Regions from separate parts of the Mus musculus genome. Here region 1 is linked to region 2. The links are chromatin loops, found by intact Hi-C in ENCODE. Cell type or tissue: left cerebral cortex. All regions are shown on one strand.

Region 1 (8,000 bases), 100 kb before region 2:
CATTTTTATCTTTTTTCCATCTTTATGCTGTTTTTATTCATCATTATTATAATCTACGATATTGCCTGGCACCCAGAAAATATGTACTGGCTCAGGCTCTGGGCTCACTTGCAGGTGCGCCTGAGTAAACACTGGAGAAGGAAGCCATGGCGTGTTGGTGTGGGGACAAGCCTCACACTGTGATACAGATAAGCAGAAGTGCCCTTTGCCCCAGTGCTTGAGTTACCAAGCCACCAAAACCAACACACTGTGACATTCACAATGACACGACGTCACGCCACGGGGAAGCCCCAGGAGAGGCTTCAAATATCAACAGGGGAAAAATCTGTCCCAGTTTGTCAGTGTCCCCTGTGAGCTGATGAGGTAACACGGACTCCTACAGTGCTCTGCCTCAACTCCTCCTTTAGACCACGACGGGAGGGTTCACGGTCTACAGGGGAGGGAAAACAATAGCTTAGGCAACTTGTCTTTGGACGAGAAGTTTCTAATCTGTTTCTAAACCGTCCTCTTCATTGACTTGAGGTAGAACATTCAGAGACAGGTGCTTAGAGATACTCAGGACTGTACACGTGCATGTCCCCAGCACCTCTGTGAGAAACAGGAGCCCGGGTGCTTCCCTCCAGTTCAGTCAGTCACCTGATGGGGGAACACTAACCTACTAACCTACTTCTATAAGCGCTCCATCAGTTTTATTCAGAGCAGTTTAACCCGTAGTAACTACTCCTTGTGTTAAATTTGTATTTTTCTATTTTTTTTTAAAAAGATTAATTTAGTCTCTCTGTCTCTGTCTCTCTCTGTCTCTCTCTGTCCCTGTCTCTCTCTCTGTCTCTTTCTCTCTCTCTCTCTCTCTCTCTCTCTGTCTCTCTCTCTGTGTGTGTGTGTGTGTGTGTGTGTGTGTGTGTGTGTGTGGTGTGTCTTCGAGAGTTTCTGTGCACCGTGAGTGCAGATGCTCTTGGAGGCTGGAGGGCATTTTCATTCCCTGGAATTGGAGAGGTGGTTGTCAGCTTCCAAACTTGGGTGCTGGGAGCCAAACTCGAGTCCTCTCCAAGAGCAGCAGATGGTCTTAGCTACTGAACAATCAATCTCTCAAGCCCCAAATTCCTATTTTTCTTATTGATGTGATTAATCTGGAGTTTGCCAGTGCTTTCTTCTAGAGGCAACTGTCCGTCACTTGACTCATCTCTAATTGTCAAGCCCGGGCTACCATCCTGCCTTACTTAACCTCCCAAGGGTTGGAATTACCTACCTATAGCGCCATGCCTAGCTTTTCTTTTTTGTAAACATTTTATTAAAACACCAAGCACACGGAAAAGAACAGAAATCCTGTCTGTGTTTAAAGCTTGATGCATTTTTTCAAAACTGTTTGTTTGGATTTGTTTGTAAACTGATCCAAAGCCAGAACACAGCCAGAACCCATGGTGACTTCACTTTATGCCCCCATTCCTCCTACCGACCTCCCCTTCTCATAATCACTACCATGACTACTAACACCATATGTGCTATTTGAACATTTCTGCATTGTGTTCAAATGCACCAATGCGACAGTTTATCCCTTGGAATGTTTACAGATATTTGATATTTTCTGCATTTGGGCAATTATAGCTGGTGCCCCACTGCACACTCTTGTACATACTTGGGTACACACGAAGATGCATTGAGTATACTAAACAGGACTATTCCATCATCCAGCACGCAAACTCACTGCATTCACTTAGGCTTCCACACAGTGTCTACATGTTCTGTTGGTCTTTATCTTTGCTAACAGGCAGTACTGCCTGACACTCACTTGAACTGTGATGCTGTCTAGGCACTCTGTTTTATGGTAGAGTTACTTGGCTTCCATTGGTAACTAAGGAGGCTTGCCTAGCACCGTGGTGCATGTTTTACTGGCTATTTGGCTATCCTCTTTTATGAAGTACTTCTGAAAAGAATATTTATTATTATGGTGAGAGTGTATGGCTGTGGGGCAGGCACCCCACAGTATGCATGTGGAGGTCACAGGACAGCTCTGTGGAACTGTGGACAGTTCTGGGGAGTTCATATGGTTCTCTCCTTCCCCCTTTTCGTGGGGCCTGGGGATTGAACTCGGGTCACCAGGCTTATATGACGAGCACCTTTTCCTACTGAGCCATCTTGCCAGCCCATGACATTATCTTTATAAGGCCTTTGTTTGCTGTTTACCATGTTTCTGCTGACTCCCAAAGTTAATTTATGTTCTGCATGTGAGTGGTCTGCCAGATATGCCTGTTGGCAACATTTCTTCCTATATAGTGGTTTGCTTTTATTTTTTGTAATAGGATGGCTTTTAATTAACAGACACTTTAAATTCAAAAGTGAGGTAATTTATGAAGTATTTTCCTTTAATGGTTAGTGCTTTATGAGTCTTATTTAAGAATCATTTGGAAGACATTTTATTAGAAAGCCTGATGAGCCGGGCATGGTGGCACATGGTGGCACATGCCTTTAATCCCAGTACTTGGGAGGCAGAGGCAGGCGGATTTCTGAGTTTGAGGCCAGCCTGGTCTACAAAGTGAGTTCCAGGACAGCCAGGGCTACACAGAGAAACCCTGTCTCGAAAAAAACCAAAAAAAAAAAAAAAAAAAAAAAGAAGAAGAAGAAAGAAACTTGGGAGCATTGTCTACTATAAAGCTCTTTTCCTGGGAACTGCCTCATGTACATTTTTTTTTTCATGGAAATAAAAATGCATGATGTTCATTCATCGAGAGGGTGACACTCAGAAGGAACCATCTACAGGCTCCTGCCGAGGGGACAGAGCTGTGTGGGCTCTTGCCCCTTTCTGAGCTTGGCTCTCCCACAAATTTCTCGTTGGCCAATATTTATTTTTGTTGCTTGTAACCAAAGAGGCCTACTGGTTCCTTAACTCACATCTTCTTTCCTGGATGGTCTCCATGTATACCCATGACTGTACTGGCCATAGTCCTTATTGCTGGGATCTGACAGGTGGCAATTTAAGGGAGGAAGGGCTTATTTTCACTTACAGTTTATGAAGGGATGTGGAACAGTGGTCCCCAACCTTCCTAATGTATTGACTCTCTAGTACAGTTCCTCATGTTGTAATACCTCCAACTAGAACGTTACTTTTCTTGTTACTTCATAACTGAAATTCCGCTACTGTTATGAGTCATAATGTATCTGATATGCAGGATATCTGATATGCAACCCCTGTGAAAGGGTCATTCGAGCCCCAAGGGGTTTGTGATCCATAGTTTGAGAACCAGTGATATAGATGATCATGGTGGCTGAGTGTGGTAGTCAGGTATCACTAACCTACTAACCTACTAACCTACTTCTATAAGCGCTCCTTCAGTTTTATTCAGAGCAGTTTAACCCGTAGTAACTACTCCTTGTGTTAAATTTGTATTTTTCTACTTTTTAAAAAAAGATTAATTTAGTCTCTCTGTCTCTGTCTCTCTCTGTCTCTCTCTGTCTCTCTCTGTCTCTCTCTCTCTCTCTCTCTCTCTCTGTGTGTGTGTGTGTGTGTGTGTGTGTGTGTGTGTACGTGCGTGCTACCACAGCCACTGTCAGGAAGCAGAGAAGTAGGACGGGGTTATAAAACCTGAAGGCTTGTGCCTCACCATCAGTGACCCATCTCCTCCAGCATGGCTCCCCCCTGCTTAATAGTTCCACAGCCTTCTCAAACAGGTGATGACGGGCTCCAGTACACAAACCTATCGGGGACTTTCTACATTCAAACCACAGTGGTACCCAGCACAGCCTGAACAATAACATTATAGAAACAGAAAGTTCACCGCCAAGAAATTCTGGCCTCATCTGTCCATGATTACAGCAGGATGAGTTTTAAAAACAGGTTTCTGATATGTCCAGGAGAAATAATAATATGTTCCTCTCACTAGCCTTTAGGGCCAAGAGGAAAGGGGAAAATGTAGCTAACACTGGGCATCTCCAATACAGTATAAGCACAACACAACACTAACGCTTTAATGAGCACCAGCAGAGAGTCCCAAAGCTGTGCCCAAGAACCCTACCAAGGATCCTTTCAGCTGGTGGCTATTCTAACAAGCGCTGATTTATTGAAATGTTAGGGCAAACAGTAATTAGGTAGTTTAAAAGGGTTCTAAGTAACAGCTAGCAGGCACACAGCTAAGAAACACTGCTGTAACTGGAAAGATGTTGGGGACTCATCCCAGTGAGCATGCTCTCCGGTCCTCTGGGGCCAACCGCTAAGCAGGGAGACTGACAAAATAGCACGTTATGCCTCTGAAGGTGCCCAAGCTGGTGAACCATGGAAACCCTGGCAGAGGCGAGTGGAGTAGGAGGCAGCCCTTGGCGGCATCTCTCTGGAAGTGCCTTCAGAATGCCAGCGTTGTCTTCCGCCTGCCCAAGTGGTGGCAAAGCTTCATCTCCTGGCATTGAGTGAGTGTGTTTTTTTTTTTTTTTCAAAACAGTTGGAATTAAAGCTGATGAGCAAACTGTTTTTAAAGGGGCATGACAGTATAATATAGAAGTCTGGATCCGACTGTCTTTGGCTGGTGTCTGACAGTGAAGCTTGGCTTAAATTTCTTAATGTGTCATGAAGGATTAATACTGCATGCCATGGTGAGGTTGATAAATAGGAGACCATATCTAGAGCTATTATGTCTTTGATTTTATTATTGTAAGGAAGAAGAATGGCTTTTGTCTACTGAGTATAAATTGGTTCAGAAAAGACTTCCGAAGTAGAAATTTATACATTTTAGCCATTATTATGATCATTAGTCACCATCAAGGCTGATATCTTGCAATTCAGATCAGACCAGAAATTATTTTTAGGACTGAGCTGAGAAAGCACAACCACAGCCCCGGTGTGCTACCAGTAGGGCGCTCAGGCGCATCGAGCCTCTTGGTGCCTAACAGCCTCTGAGCCTAGTATCTTGCAGCCTGTAGAGGGAGCCAGAAAAGATGGGCAGTTTTTCAGACCAGGAAAAAAATACAAGAGTGAATGGAAGAGCCATTCTCAAGGAACAGACATGCCCAGAAAACACAGTTCTTTATGGATATGCAGAGGTTGTTGGGAGAGTAGGGATGGGTGCCTTTCTCTCCCTGGTAAGCTTTAGTGCGCTATGTCTTCAAATCTCCAGACAGCTACCTGCTGCACAGTACTGGCCGGGTAGAACAGGCTGACCCAATAGGAGAACCAGCTGTACAAGTGCTCGCTGGCATTCGCTTGCCCTGCTTTATGGTCCTGGATCTAGACTGTCAAGCGCCCCCTAGACTAAGTAACTTTGGGTCTCAGTGTCTGTAGTGGTAAAATGAGAAAACTTGTATTTACTTCCCAGGACTAGGAAAATCAAATGATCTCAGGAGAAATAGTTCTCACGCTGCCTGGTGCCTGCTCCTGCTTGGACCGAGATGTTGTCACAGTCATTATTACTAGTTTTAAACAGAGAAGGAAACACCAAATATTAGATCTAAATTACAGTTTGAGGCTTTGCTGAGTCTTTAGCAATTACTGCGTTTTTGAAGGACAGTGTTTCTTCGAATAGTTCTTTATGCTTTCTTTTCACTTCTTTTCACATTTTTATGTGTGTGGGTGTCTTACTTATCTGTGTAGCAGGTACACACAGTGCCTGTGGAGACCAGAAGGAGTTGGAGTCCCTGGAATTAGAGTTACAGACGCTTGTGAGCTACCTTGTAAGTACTGGGACTTGAACCCAGGTTCTCTGGAAGAGCAGCCAGTGTTCTTAACTGTCTTTGTAGCCTTTTACTTTCTTTCTTACATCTATATAAATTTGGAGCATTGCTTAGTTAAGAGAATTTTTTAAAAGTTACTTAGTGGATTATCTAGGCTGTGTGCTCTCAGAGCTGACCGTTCCTTGGACCAGTGAGGTAAAGGATGAAGTCCTACTAAGCAGCAGTCTTACAAGGTCACTCTCTGGACAATAAAGGAGAGCAAGAATAATACCGTTTTAATTAAAGCTATATATTCAGGAAGGCAAAGTCTATGGGATTCCCTCAATGGGAAAGACAGGAACTGTAAATTTTCCCATTGCGGACTCTTTTGAAAACAGACATGAGTTTTCCCACGGACAGTCAGATATAAGTGCCAAAGACAGAAAGAGGCTAAGCCAAAGGCTGTGTCATCTGAGTATCTTCCACACAGGTCATCATCCTTACAGTTCAAAACAATGGCTCTGATAACGATGGGAAAGGCAAAGGCCAGGAGACTGCGTACACAGGCCCCTGAAGCCCTGCCCTTTGGCTACAGAATTCATTTAATACCATAAATCCTCAACTCTACATTTTAAAGTAAGGGAGATGGTTCAGAAGATCCTGGAGTACAGACAGGATAAATTCATATCCATGTTTCTCAGACTCATATTCATCCTTCTTTTCATTACAAAATGTAATCATGCAAGCCACCAGACAGTTTTTAGAAAGCATTTTAAAAACTTCGCCCAGCTTTGGGTTAGAGGACTAGGGATGGAGAAGGTTCCTGACCATTCGTAGCGTGCTGTCAGCTCTTCCATGGCAGAGACAACAGGAAAGGTCCTGCTTCCTTTCCTGTGTCCTCTTTCCAGGTCCTGTGATTCACAAGCCTGAGAGTCCTCTGGGGTCGGATGCCTGTGAGTCGATCTGGATCTGCTCTTTGACTTTCTAAAAGCCATTTCCTCTAAGCGTCAAGTGGTGCTGTGACTGCCTGTCTGCTTCTAGCACGAAGTCCTCTGGCAACTCTCGTCGGCCTTCCCTCCTCGTCTATGCCTACGTCTGTTCAACGCGTCAGGTTTGGGCTGGGATCTGAGCTAAAGAGCAAGCATGTGAGGACGTGGAGAAGGGAAGAAAGTTAGCTCAGAACCTAGATTGACTTCCCAGAAGATGGAGAAGGGTTTGTAGTCCTTTAACACGTTGTATTACAAACTACAAAAGTGGCATAGCATAATGCAAGAGCAGTGTAGCTGCCGGAGACTGTGGGGCTCGGGATTCCAACGCCACATTCCTGCCTGGCCACCTCTGCTCAGCTCAGCTCTCGTCTTCCCCCTTGAGATGTTCCCATACAACCCCGATACCAAAAGAACACCAAATAGGAAGAAATGTTTCCGGTTGGAAACGGCTGAAAGATAAAAGGCTGTCTCTTAGAAATATCTGTTAAAAACAAACAAACAAATTTAACAGCTGGCGATCCTTTAATCCCAGAACTCTGGAGGCAGAGACAGACACGTCTCTGCTTTTGAGACCAGGCTGGTCTACAAGAGTGAGTTCCAGGACAGCCAGGACCACCCAGACAAATCCTGTCTTGAAAACCCTAAAACCAAACCAAACCAAATAGCAATAACAAAATTATTATAATGTGCCAGTCCTAACACACACACACACACACACACACACACACACACACACACACACTGTTAGATATTTGTGTCTCCTGACAATTCTATGAGAGAGATGTTGTCATGAGTTTGAAAGAGGATTTCCCACCGAAAATAAATGGATCTGATTTACTATGTTTTCCTGAATAAGTCCACAAACAGGCCAAGAGCTTAGGGAAGCTGGAGAGCGTCTACAGCAAACCTTCTCTGGAACTATCCGAGGGGCATCGGCTAGGAAAGCACCACGACCTAGCTTAATGACTGCTGGCGTGAAGGAAGGGACAGCCACACTGCTTGGGAAGATGTGAGCCTTGTGACTTGGCTGCTTGTCAACTCAATTATTTCTTGGTCTTTGGCCAACACGACACCATACTTCCTCTACATAAGTAAATAAGGTACACACGTGTGTGTTGTGGCTATGCAGCTATGTATAAAGGCCATAAACTTCACACGTGTGTGTGTGTGTGTGTGTGTGTGTGTGTGTGTGTGTGTGTGTGTGTGTAGTGGCTGCGCAGGAGGTGTAAGGGCCACCATCAGACATACCTTCCATTCTTGACTGAAATCCCTGTCTATAAGGAAGAGAGTATGTGCTTGTTTTAGTCACTCTTCCTGAAGAGGCTCAGGGAGGTGGCTTAGAACCTGGCTAGAACTTAATCTGTTTAGTGTGGGTATAGG
Region 2 (8,000 bases):
GACCACTGCCCTGAATTCCACTTCATGGGAAAAATGGCTCAGTGGATAACAGTGGTTGCCAAGCAAGCATGAGGACCTGAGTTCAAATCCCTAGTACCCATGTAAAAGCCTGATACACAGCACAAGCATCTACTGTAATCTCAGCATGAGGAAATGGGTGGTGCAAACAAATGGCAAATCCCTGGAAGCCTGAAGACCAGCTAGTCTGGTATATGCAGGAGGAAAAACAAACCAAAAAAACAACAACAACAAAAAAAAAAAAACCAAGAGACCCTGCCTCAAAAGAGGTAGAAGGTAAGGACAGGCACCTGAGGTTGCCCTTTGACCCTCACACTAATGCAAACACACACACACACACACACACACTTACACACATGGATAGACAGACCAAGAAGAAGAGGGGGAAGATGAGGTAGAGGAGGAGGAAGAAGAGGGCAGGAAGAAGAAGAGGAGGAGGAGGGAAGAGCAACAGCAAGTGTAACCGGCTACCTTCAAAAGGCAGGCAATAGAGGACAGTATCAAGCCGGTAATGGTTTGAAATCTCACTCCCAAGTTCAAACAGACTGAAAGCAACTACCCTAGTTGGCATCTGGTTAAAAGAACTCAATGGCATTTTATTCACACAGCGTATCTGCACAGAGCCATAGCACAGAAGTGGCACTTTCTTTTTTTCTTTTTTTTTTCCTTTTCCTTTTTTTTTTTCTTTTTTTCAAGACAGGGTTTCTCTGTGTAGCCCTGGCCGTCCTGGAACTCACTCTGCAGACCAGGCTGGCCTCGAACTCAGAAATCCGCCTGCCTCTGCCTCGTGCTGGGTTTAAAGGTGTGCCCCACCACGCCCAGCTGGAGTGGCACTTTCTTAATAAAAGCGACGGTTTTAAGGCTGAAAGGAAAGGGTGTAATTATCTAAATCTAAAACTAACAAGCAGCTCTGGGCATTAACAGTTGAAGATCCATGTGGTATATAATGCTAGCTGGAAACGTCCTAGCTAGCTGGCCAGGCCCTAAGTCCTTAGTGTCACCATCCTTGTGGAGCTCTGGGAAGCAATGTAATCCAGCTGATGACAGGAAAGGTGGGATCCGTTAACATGGACGTGTCCAGGGATTCCTGTGTGACTTTGAACCACCCCTTTGACCTTTAAGTCATTTTAGAAGTAGAGAGAGAGAGAGACCGATTGCCTGCCAGATGACAGAGTTTATGGTAGGGCTAGGCTTTATTTATAAAGAGGTTTGACATCCTTAGCTCCCAAGTGCTTTCCTATTAATAAAACGGGCATGTTAAGAAGGTCACATCAGAGTCCTGTCCTGTGCTATGTGCCTGCTAGTGAATTATAGTCGTTGGTTAAGAGGTTGTGCAAATTTCTATGTGCGTGAGCATTCGTATTAGATGGGCAGAGGGCAACCAACTCCCATCAACTCCCCTGCTTTCTGTCGACTCTCTCATCCCAGATGAGGCAGTCTTGTCAGGGAGCCTGAACTGAGTCGCCGATGCAGAACCAGAGTCCACAGGGGTTCATTCCCTACAAACCCAGTGCTTTTCCCTCACGAAATCCTATTTCTACATTCTTCCCACAGTACCCGCTTTTTCGAAGACCTACTCCATCAGGTCTCTGAACGCCTGGCACTCAGTACCTTCTTAGCCATTTGCCGACTTTCTGTTTGTGGTCTCACCATTAACTGATATTAATTTATGTAAATACTAGTGTACTCTTTCACTGTCAGAGTAGAGGCAGTGTAAGAAGACACAGAGAGCCTGTAACTTCTTCCTCGGAATTTTGTAACTCCCAGAAGGATTGTCAATACCATCACGTGGGTCACCTTCCAATGGCTACACCGGACCATCCCAAACATCGGAATCAGTGACCGCCATCTTCTCATCCGTGAAGCCACTGGAGGTCACGAGCCCAGTTAGTGAGGGGCCGGCAGGGCACAGGATGGACAAAGCGTGCAAGGTCTTGAGTTCTCAATTCTGCCCTCTTATTTTTGTTCCCTTATCTTGTTATCTGTCTATAGAACTTAGACTAGTATTTCTATGTTAGGTATGGCACTTCGGAAAGGCAACAATAGTACTGTAAATCTATGTCCTACAACTGTTCAATATACGCACAAAAGGACAGCGTTCTAAGTATCTGAGGCTTTGACATATTTGACATATGATATTTCATATCAAATTGCCAGATGAATGCTATGCAATGGGAGAGTAGCACTTTCTAACTCTGTTCGACGCTTTAATCCTTCCTGTCTGGAGTCTCTTGTGGTTCACTCTTAAGGCCGGGGTTCTGTTTAGGGCATCTTTTGAAACTTCAAAGTTTCTTGGAGACCTAAGATGCAGGAAGATGCTCTAATGCCTCATAAAGTCACCAAGGGAAGGGCACTTTGAAGCCAGGTGTGTGGGAGGGGAGGAAATTACTTGCTTTTCAGAATTACCTGGAGAAAGAAAGAGATAGCCTCAGGCCTCCAGAACAAGAACTCTGGTTCCAAGTTTTCTTACTTACCTGGGAGAAGCCCAGAACCCTAAGAGAATTGCCTGTTTCAAAAACACACCTGCTAAGCGTGATTATCTGTCAAATATTGGGCCTTTTCAAAGCTTTAGCTCACTGTATTTCTTATTTTATATAAACAATAAACACTGCTTCAAGAATTTTCTACCCATAACCCATTGAGCCATCATATGCTCATCTTTACCTTAGACACATCTTCTAAGCCACTATCCAGCATTCAAAACACTGAGCCTAAAAATATGTCATGTGTTCACAAGCTGCATATTAGGGTGGGCACACAATAGTTATCTGGCTCCCAGATAGAGGTCACCCTTTGTTTATGTCTAAAACCCAGAAGAAGAAGAAAAGAAAAGAAACCTGTGTTTCATTTCCTGTACAAAGCAACGTGTTTTCTCTTTAACAACCGTTTTTCAAACACTCTGTCATTGCGAGAGCAATGAGTCAGCGCTGAGAGGATTGTTGTGACCTGCCCCTCCTATTACAGCAAGCCAAAGAGCTTTGGCCTGGTTGATCTTGGATTCTCAGAGGATTATTTATCTTGGGGTAGAGATGGGCTGCAATTTGCAGATGACCACACCGTACAGATGTTTTGTCATAAAGACTCAACCAAATGAGACAAGCCATTTCTTGGTCTGACTCTGCTACGATTCAGCCAAAGATCCACCCAGTGGGCAAGGTCCAGAAGACATTAGACTGGGAAGACAAAAGAGTGTGAGGGACTAAGATTTGGATGTGTGGACAAGCCAGGGAGAGAGAAGGCTGGAACCAGCTGAAAGGGTGTGTGCTCAATGAGAGGACGGAGACGCTGGGCAGAATTACAAGGGGGTGGGACAAAGCAGCCCTTGTATGCTTCTAGAAGCTCCACATTGGAGCTGTTTGGCATTTTCGGCTTAGGAGAATTGCACAGGACATTTAAATATAAGCCTGGGAAGGGTGGTACATACCTGTAACTTAGTACTTAGGAGGCTGAGGCAGAGGATTGCTTAGGGGTCTAGGCCAGGCAGAGTTATATAATAAGGTTCTGATTAAAAAAAAAAAAATCAAACAAGCAAGCAGTTAATAAGAACTGGAGGTTCAGGGACTCCTATACACCCCGATGCTCACAGCAGCCTAGGGCAAAGTACTAGAACCTTTCATTGGCCCTCCCTTGCAGGTCTTCCCAGCAGACACATCTTAATTGCTGCCTTTACTGCTTTTCATTGTGAGGTCTCTGGGCCAACAGCATCAGCATCGACAGAGCACTGGGCAGAAAAGTTTACTCTCAGGTCTGACCCTGTATTGACTGATTCAGAAACTCTGGGATGGGGCTGGGGGCGGAGTCAGCAATTTCTGTTGCGTGGAGCCTTCCCATCTGTCGATGCAGCCAAAGTCTGGGAACTACCATATTAGATGTTTGTTAGGTTTTGATGATATTACAAGATAAAAACGTCAAGGTGAGAGAGCACGTGCCTTGTAGGACGACGCGTGAAAAACACAAGCCACTCCAGTATCAGCTGAAGAATTTCCTTGTCCTGGTGTCCTTCGAGACACATGAGAGGGATGTGAGGTTGTGGGGCTGACCAGGATCTCGCCACCTCTTGCTCTGAGTTTCACCAGTTTCATACTTCACCGTGCTACTGGAGGTTTGCGTTTGTCCTAAAAATCTGACCTTGTTAAACCTCAATTTAACTTCATTAGGAGCTGGGGAGATGGCTCTGGAGGTAATAGTGCCTGCTCTACACCCTGCCCCAAAATCTTCTTCTGGTTTCTATGTGCACACATGGGTGTACATATACCATATACCACACACAGACACACACACATACACACACAGAGAGATAGACACAGACACACAGATATATATACACAGAGACACACAGACAGACAGACTCACACACACACACACATTTCACACACACATTTGCTTTCAGTGGTTACATTCTGCCTATAACATAAAGACTCAACTGCCTGGTCCACAAACCCGAATCTTTCATCATCTGCCTCTGGATAACTTCCCTGACCTTGTTTTTTTTTTTTTTTTTTTTTTTTTTTTTTTCAGTTTCCGATCTCCACAACCATATCTCCCTATCTTCAGGAAGCTTATACTGTCTCTGACATCACACTTGGCCATGTCACTGACCTCGGTCAACGGCATGGAGCTGGAGGGCCAGCCAACACTCACTTCCCAGCAGATGTTAAATGTGATAGTGCTGTCCCATGGTAAGTCTCTCTCTTTGCCATAGTGAGGTCAGTAGGGTCCTTGATTGAGGGAGGCTGATTTGACCCACCTAGACGCACAGCATCAATGAGTAAGAAGTCTGAGAGACTGTAGAGCAATGATGTTTGGGGTTACTTGTTATTTAGCCCAAGCAGTTTAAAGCAACACTTGTGATGTTCTGTGCCTTCGCCCGTCTGTTCTGCCTTGCTCTCAAAGACCCCACTTCAGCTCCTCATTCTATCAACTGCCTAAGTAGTCAACTCTCAATCTGCCCTTTATCTTTAACTCTCACTGTTAGAACCTCCTAGATGCCACAGACATGTAACTGTGTCTGGGGGCTGTGCTACGGGCTTCTCATCCACTAGCATTTTCTTTTTAAAGCATCCTGTCTCTTCACTATTTAATAAAATCAGTATCACTCATGTGGAGCCTAGCTCAGAGAACCAAAGCAGGGTGCCCAGATTTCTTAGCCACAGTTAGAGCCTGGGCTCTCACGAGGTGGGAGTCTGCCTTTGAATTCAGCAATCTGCCCCGTGCCACATCCTTTTGTCCCTTCCTGGCTATAGCCATCAGATCTTCCCACTCCACTGGAAAGGAAAAGTCCACAGAGCAACAGCTGAAAAGCCACACTGTTCTCACACTTGCAAGATCTGCAGTGAGAAACCCATCTCAGACCCTGAGAAGACGCTCGCTATATATTGGGCGTGTATATTGATCCTAAGGTAGACAAGGGTCTGGCAACCACAGGAAAACCGGGATAGTTTGACCTTGTCCTTTGAAGGTCCAGGCCACAGGAGTTAGGTGGGATGGCAAGACAGACAGATGTCCACTGAGAACACAGATAGAGAGGTCTCTAGGTCTCAAAGGAGAGGGCTCACAACTCCAACATGTGATCCATGTGCTATCTTAGGTTCAGAAACACAAATAAACATGTAGTCACCCGTGTCTGTGATGCCCAGATTAAACAGCAAGGGGACAGAGAGGATACAGCGGCAAAAGACTGAACTAAGACCACCTGAGACAGACATTCCATCAACTGCATGAAGGTAGAAACACACATTTTGGGGTTCTTTCAGCTGCTGGCATTTTGTTATAAGGCTGAGAATTGCATATGTGTGTTTCTGTCCCCATCCCTCACCTTTAAAAAAGGCTACAAGCTACAAAATGCTAAAAATAATTCCTTCACCACTCTAATCACCCATACAAATAAGAGAGAGAAAACAACAAAAGCATCATAATATTCTTTTCACAAAACATCCATAGGGTCACAGAACATTGGATACTAATTGAAATTCATCTCTCTTTCCCATCTGCTCCCCAGTAGGACATATCTATTCCCTTTAAATGATACCATCAGTAACAGTAACATTTTTCTCCTTGGAGAGTAGAAAACTGCTAAATACTCCAAATGGCTATGGGGCCAGTCTGGACAGGTCTGATTTACTCTTAAAACAATCACCCACTTGACAATCGTTAAGAGCCAGCATTTTTTGAATGCTTGGTGCTATGCTTGCTATTTTTCAGACAGTGGCTCATATAATCTTCCATACGAGTGCAATCAGAATTGTCACTTTATAAATAAGGAGAGCAAACAGCACAGAAAGCATGAAGGAGACTGGGAGCGAGCAAGAGAAATGCAGGCAGGGGCAGTAGCTGCATAAAACCAGAGTTAATGATTCACTTAGAGCCCTCAGGCAGCTCCTTTCAGCAGAGTCTGTATGGGAACACACACACACACACACACACACACACACACACACACACACACACAAAACTCTACATCCCAGGGAGAGGCTAGTGTCCAATAAATAACGCTCCCCCCCCCCCCCCAACTATCCATCCCGACGAGAGGCGGTGTCCAGCAAATTGCTTGGCAACGCGTTCAGGAAACTCCATCCAAGGCCCGGGGGTCCAGGCCGCCCCTGGGCGCTGTCCAGCGGGCAAAGAGCCTGAGAGGCCAGGCTGGGGTCCCGACTCAGAACACCCCGAAGCTGGGGCGCGACGCCAAGGCCGGGATTTCGAGCGGGGGTGGGGCAAGGCACCATCTCCAAGGACACCTGTTGTCGCCTCCCCGCTCAGGACAACGAAGTGGCCCTGGCCGACTTGGAGCTCAGGGAAAGGCACGGGCTGGCAAGAAGTGCTGCGATGAGTGTGGGGGTCACGGGGGTCTCCCCACGAATACCCCGAAGAAGCCGCCTCGCCTCATTCCCCACCCACCCAGTCGGGCCTTCCCGGACTTGGTGGTGCGGTGGCGCTCCGCTTTGGCTCAATACCCGGTGCTCGGAGATGCTCGGCGCTAGGACCTCGCGGCCGGCGCCCCCCGCCGTCCACCTGCGGCGCCTAGGTCGCTCCCCACCGCGGGTCGTACTCACCAGCAGCGGGCTGAGCAGAGTCCCGGCATCGGCGGTGAGATCCGCGCCACCGCCAGCTCCCCAGCCTGACCCCGTCCCGCCGCCGCTCGCGCAGAGCTCCGTCCGGGCCGCCGCACCTCCACTGCCCGCTCGCGACTCTGGGCTTGCTGGGCGCCCGCGGGCTCAGGGCGCAGCTCTCGGCGCTCCTGATTGGGCGCGGCTTGTGCAAGAGACGCTCTCTGATTGGACAGAAGGATGGGGTGGGCGGAGCCACTCGCAGACCTTAGTTGCCCTGGCCTTGGTTCCCACCGCACCTGGGGCCAGGAGAACATTGAAACCGGTTCCGGTGCCCTGTGCACCCAATGGGGTTAGCCAAGCAAGCTCCCGGGGCAAGAAGTGGCTGGGACTGGGAACCATTACGGAGTCCTAGCTACTGTGGGCTGGTGGTTGTGAACCTCCACGATGCTGGGATCCGTGCTCTTCTCTCATGCAAGCCACTTTGAGCTCACTTTTATTTTTTTCATACTTTTTAGTATAGGGTGTGTAGGGTTTAGGAAGGGCGACTGTAAACTGTGGGTGACAAATAGTGTTCATGAACCCAGATGGAACTCTACACAAATTTGTGTATGGCCCCTACCTACCAGAGCTCACAAAAGGGAAATAATTTGTCGGAGAGCCCAATACCATCAATATACTAAGAATATTGTACTGGCGAGGAAAAGAACAAGATGAACTGATGTCACCCACAAAGAACTTAATACCTAGGTGGAGAGATGAAGCTGATTCATAACATAATAATTACCCTAATATTAACATGGTGTATATTATTTGACAGGCATTATTCCAAGAATTTCACATCTGCTTTTATAATCCTGAAATTCAGGAAAAGTCACCCATAAAGAGCACCTTGGGGATAGAACATAGACGTTCTAAAGATGCCAGAATTGCTTCTAA

Evidence for each region. A loop is a pair of places that touch in the nucleus more often than their neighbours do. Peaks named below come from ENCODE experiments on the same cell type or tissue, not always from the same donor. Only the 100,000 strongest peaks of a DNase experiment are listed, where the experiment ranks them.
Region 1: a loop joins it to region 2, with 2.2 times the contacts of the local background. A loop is called at or near these places in 2 of 42 quality-filtered maps.

What each region holds. Positions count from the first base shown.
Region 1 is chr12:91,668,454-91,676,453 of GRCm38, forward strand. The region is part of intron 4 of Ston2 (stonin 2); the gene reads right to left. It also overlaps the pseudogene Gm51993. Among named protein-coding and RNA genes, the nearest start is that of Gm16876, 9.3 kb to the right of the region's middle. In left cerebral cortex, a CTCF peak has its summit at 4,876 (motif pointing right); DNase peaks (open chromatin) are centred at 4,273 and 4,933.
Region 2 is chr12:91,771,932-91,779,931 of GRCm38, forward strand. The region is part of intron 1 of Ston2 (stonin 2); the gene reads right to left. Among named protein-coding and RNA genes, the nearest start is that of Ston2, 11 kb to the right of the region's middle. In left cerebral cortex, no CTCF peak of the experiment used is centred here; DNase peaks (open chromatin) are centred at 3,308, 6,349, 6,729 and 7,262; H3K4me3 peaks cover 1,050 bases; H3K27ac peaks cover 1,059 bases.